2 separate regions of the Homo sapiens genome follow, and region 2 is linked to region 1. Evidence: read pairs that join two places in POLR2A ChIA-PET (ENCODE). Cell type or tissue: OCI-LY7. All regions are shown on one strand.

The links. ChIA-PET counts read pairs that join two places held together with the same protein. Peaks named below come from ENCODE experiments on the same cell type or tissue, not always from the same donor. Only the 100,000 strongest peaks of a DNase experiment are listed, where the experiment ranks them.
Region 2: POLR2A ChIA-PET joins it to region 1 with 5 read pairs; 2 of 35 experiments call an interaction of 5 or more read pairs at or near these places.

The regions. Positions count from the first base shown.
Region 1 is chr11:129,905,556-129,908,055 of GRCh38, forward strand. It overlaps PRDM10 (PR/SET domain 10), which reads right to left. Exons shown (of 21, transcript NM_199437.2): 20 at 83-186. Among named protein-coding and RNA genes, the nearest start is that of NFRKB, 11 kb to the left of the region's middle. In OCI-LY7, no CTCF peak of the experiment used is centred here; no DNase peak of the experiment used is centred here.
Region 2 is chr11:129,962,604-129,965,103 of GRCh38, forward strand. The region is part of intron 1 of PRDM10 (PR/SET domain 10); the gene reads right to left. Among named protein-coding and RNA genes, the nearest start is that of PRDM10-DT, 39 kb to the right of the region's middle. In OCI-LY7, no CTCF peak of the experiment used is centred here; a DNase peak (open chromatin) is centred at 1,547; H3K4me3 peaks cover 709 bases; H3K27ac peaks cover 916 bases.

The DNA of each region.
Region 1 (2,500 bases):
ATTACGAGATAAGTGGTGATAAGAGTTACTATACAGCACCACAGGTTGGACAGGAAAAACCCGACCGAGTAGCGTAGCTTACCGAAGTAACCGCCTTCACCTGGCCAGTAGTAACTGGAGTTGCCACACCACTGTCTGTAATCACAAACTGACCCGGAGGAAGCGTCATCATTTGAATCTCAGATGCTAAAAAACAGGAAATATTCATAGTTCAGTGGTCTCAGATTTTAACACAAGTCTTAGAAACAAAAACATAACCAGTAGCCACAGTCCGCACTGATTTGCTTGCCATGAGAGTCTCACAATGATGTGATTTCTTGGTGCCGTGAAAGCATCTCTGCTACGAATTGAGAAGAGCCTGGTACGCAGATACCCAGTGTCAGAGACAATCAGTGCATTCCCCTTCAAATGTGGCTTCTCAATATCCACAAAGACAAATACTCAACAATTTTTAAAACCTTGAAATACGTCACAAAGAGTTACCTTTTAAATCAATATTTTTATCTTTTATATTCAGATTTGAATTTGTGACACAAATGTATCCACACTTGGCAATTATAATTTAATCCAACTTGAATTTTATTTCACCACCAGTGTTATTAGAGCAAATTAAAAATAAAGCCCACCCTAGCATCTTGTTGATGGTCTCTAAATAACATTTTCTACTAAAAGGAATGAGAGTTTCTTGGGAAAATGGCTGATTCCAGACCTGGGCAGAAAGCTTGTGAGACAGTTGTGGGGCATCGTGTCTTCCCAGCACACAAGACGTGACGAAAGGCTATCGAGGCATGTGAGAATAACGCAGGAGCCAGTTAGAAGAGGCTCCTACAAACCAGAGAGGGGATCACTCGAGCATGGGTAAGGATCACACCTGCAATCGGCTGAAACACACCAGGCGTTGAAATCCAGGGGTCCATAACCACCATAAGACGTGCACACACAACCCTATCACCTTGGATAGCATAAGAAATCAATTCATTTTGTGAAAACTGGTAAACAAAGGAAATGAATCAGGTATTTAAAGTGTTTATCCTGCCTTTCTTGTACAAACTGTAACTGAGAGTAACTTGGTAGTGAAGGTAAAATTTTTTTCTTTATAAAAGTTTTCTAGCTAATTAATGAATAAGGTGCTAGAATCATGGCCAGGCACATGGACTCATTCCTGTAATCCCAGCACTTTGGGAGGCCAAGGCAGGCGGATCACTTGAGGTCAGGAGTTTGAGATCAGCCTGGCCAACATGGTGAAACCCCATCCCTGCTAAAAATACAAAAATTAGCCAGGCATGGTGGCGGGTGCCTGTAGTCCCAGCTACTCAGGAGTCTGAGGCAGGAGAATCACTTGAACCTGGGAGGCAGAGTTGCAGTGAGCCAAGATCGCACCACTGCACTCTAGGCCTGAGTGACAAAGCGAGACTCCATTTCAAAAAGAAAAAGAAAAAAAAAAAAAGAATATCACGACTTTGCAGCCCTAATGAAATAATGGAGCTAAAGAATAAACATCGATGGCTCCTAACATCACAAGAAGAGAGATGCCTGAACATTATGTGCTCTTGATAGAAGTACACACACCAGCTATGAAGTATCAGGAGGAAAAAAACAAACTGCACCTGAGCAAGCCTGTAGCTCAAATTGCCAGTCTATAGGAAATGAAAGGAACAGAAGAGCACATATTCACTGCTTGGTAACATGGGAATCCCACCAGCAAAATCCAGAATGCGGAAAACAGCACAAATGACCCGGTTTCCTCAACACAGAAATTATAACTTAAAAGAGTGAACACATATTAAAAGAAACTCAAAAGTCATCATCAATTGCAATGTATGGCCCTTATTTGGAACCCAATATGAGCAAACCAACTTTTTTGTTTGAGATGGAGTCTCGCTCTGATGCCCAGGCAGGAGTGCAGTGCCGCGATCTCGGCTCACCACAACCTTCGCCTCCTGGATTCAAGCGATTCTCCTGCCTTGGCCTCCTGAGTAACTGGGACTGTAGGTGCGCACTACCATGCCCAGCTAATTTTTGTATTTTCAGTACAGGCGGGGTTTCATTATGTTGGCCAGGCTGGTCTCGAACTCCTGACCTCATGATCCACCTGCCTTGGCCTCCCAAAGTGCTGGGATTACAGACGTGAGCCACTGTGCCTGGCCAAGCAAACCAACTATTTTTTAAAAAATTTCTGAGACAATCATAGAAATATAAAAACCCTGACTGGGTATTTTAAATATATTTGTGGGTATTAAAGAATTACTGTTGGCTTGGCACAGGGGCTCACGCCTGTCATCCTAGCACTTTGGGAGGCCAAGATGGGAAGATCACTTGAGCCCAGAAGTTTCAAAACCAGCCTGGGCAACACAGCGAGATCTCATCTCTACTAAAAAATTCAAAGGAAAAAAGAATTAGCCAAACATGGTGGTATGTGCCTGTAGTCCTAGCTACTGGGAGGCTGGGGCAGGAGGATGGCTTGAGCCCAGGAGTTCGAGGCTGCAGTGAGCTATGATCA
Region 2 (2,500 bases), 57 kb after region 1:
CCTGTATCTTGCATCTGAATTGAGGTGGTGGTTACATAAGGAATATGTGTGTCAAAAGCTATCAACCTATTAAGATATGTGAATTTTATTACATTTAAATTATACCCTAATAAAGTTGATTTTTTTTAAAGCATACCTTCCTTATATAGCAGTACTATTTAAAAATATATACAAAGATATTCAGGGTGAGTTTCCTATGGTATATAAACTATATCTCAACAAAGCCATTATTTAAAGAAACAAAAGGTATTAAGAAAGGAATAGGCTGGGTGCAGTGGTTCACACCTGTAATCCCAGCACTTTGGGAGGACAAGGACGACATATCACTTGAGGCCAGGAGTGCAAGACTAGCCTGGGTAACATGGTGAAACCCCATCTCTACAAAAAATACAAAAATTAGCCAGGTGTGGTGGTGTGCACCTGTGGTCCCAGCTTCTTGGGAGTCTGAGGTGGAAGGATCGCTTGAGTCTGGGAGGCGGAGGTTACAGTGAGCCTAGATCACACCACTATACTCCTGCATGGGTCACAGAGTGAGACTCTATCTCAAAAAAAAAAAAAATGAAAGGAATAAATGTCACCAATCATCTAAAGATCTGTAAGAAGAAAACTACAAAATTGTACAAAAGGACATAAAAGGCTCAGTAATTACAAAATCAGAGCCCGGCGTGGTGGCACACACCTGTGGTCCCAGCTACTCAAGAGGCTGAGGGGGAGGATCCCTTGAGCCCAGTTCAAGGTTAGCCAGGGCAACACAGAGAGACCCTGCTGAAAGAAAAAAGAGAGAAGAGAAGAGAAGAGAAGAGAAGAGAAGAGAAGAGAAGAGAAGAGAAGAGAAGAGAAGAGAAGAGAAGAAGTCATAACATGTTCCATGTAGGAAACTTTTTTTTTAAAGTTGTTTATTTTGAAATAACTTCAGACATAAAAGTTGTCAAAATAGTACAAAGAATTCCTGTGTTTCTTCACTCCAGTTCCCTGCATGTTAACATTGTACCATGTTTACTTTACTATTTCCCCTCTTTCTCTTTCTTTCCCTCCCTTTTCTCACTTGAACCATTTGAGAGTAAGTTGCCAACACAATGCCCCTTTCCCCCTAAATTCCTAAGTGCCTAATTCTTAAAAACAAGAAGATTTTCTTATAACCACAGTACTACTATCAAAATGAGGCTGTTAACACGGTAACAGTAATATTACCTAATTCACAGACCTTATTCAAGTTTTGTCAACTCTAATGAATGTCCTTTAAAAAGAATACGACATTTTTTCTCCTGGCCTGGGATGCAATCCGGTACTGCACACAGCACGCTCAGCTGTCCTGCCCTTCAGTCTCCTTCAATCCCAAACGGTTCCCTGCTCTTTCTTGGTCTGCCATGACCTTGACATTTGTGAAATGCACAGGTCATTTATTTTTCAGAATGCTCCTCAATTTAAGTTTGTCTGATGTTTCTTCATGGTTAGATTCAGGATATGTATTTTTAGCAGAGACACCACAGAAGAGATGTGGTGTCCTTCCGATAGAGGAATTTGAGTGGCTTGTTTCCTTCAGCTTGGCTCACTGATGGCACAAATGCGCAGGCGTGTACTATGCTAGGCACTGGGGTGCTGCGGGGATCGGCAGGTACAGCCCATGCCCTCACAAAACACACACAGCCCAGAGAGTCTTTTTGTCTTTGTTTTCATTTCTAGAAAGGTATACTTTATTTCTTCTATTTTAATTTTATTTGTATCTCTTTTAATAGGTAGTAAATGCAGCTGGCTCAAAATTCAAAAGGCACAAAAAGGTATACAGTGGACAATCTCCCTACCTGGAATGCCCTAGCCGTTCCTCAGAAGCAACCTATATTATCAATTTATTGTATTTTCTTCCAAAAATTATTTTGTGTGCATACACACAAGCATACATATATACTCTCTCCCTCTCCAACCACAAATAGATGCACACTACTGATTCCATACAAGGTAGCATTTCTTCTATATCTTGTTTGTCCCATGTAATATCATACCTTTCATATTGTTCCATATATATACAGACATTCCTCATTCTTCATTACAGCTGCATATTTTTAATCTTGCATTCATAAACGCTTAGGTTATTTCTAATATTTTGCAATTACATGTGACACTATGATGAGAACTTTTGGACATACATTGCTTTACAATGTATCTTGCATTTTATGTGTTAGTATCCCACATTTTTTGGAATCTCTGAGGGAAGATACTAGCGCAGTTAAAGTGATTATCTATCATATGTAAAATGGAGATAATTTTATTGTGAGGGTGAAATGATGTATGTAACAACTCTAGGCACAAGGTCTAGTACATAGTAGGTGATTAAATATATCAATTTTCATATTTCACAAACGAGCCATACAGAGCTTCAGAATTTTCAAAACATTTTATACTCTTTAAAAATCTAACAATTTGGCTGGGCGAGGTGGCTCACGCCTGTAATCCCAGCACTTTGAGAGGCCGCAGCGGGCAGATCAGCCTGAGGTCAGCCTGA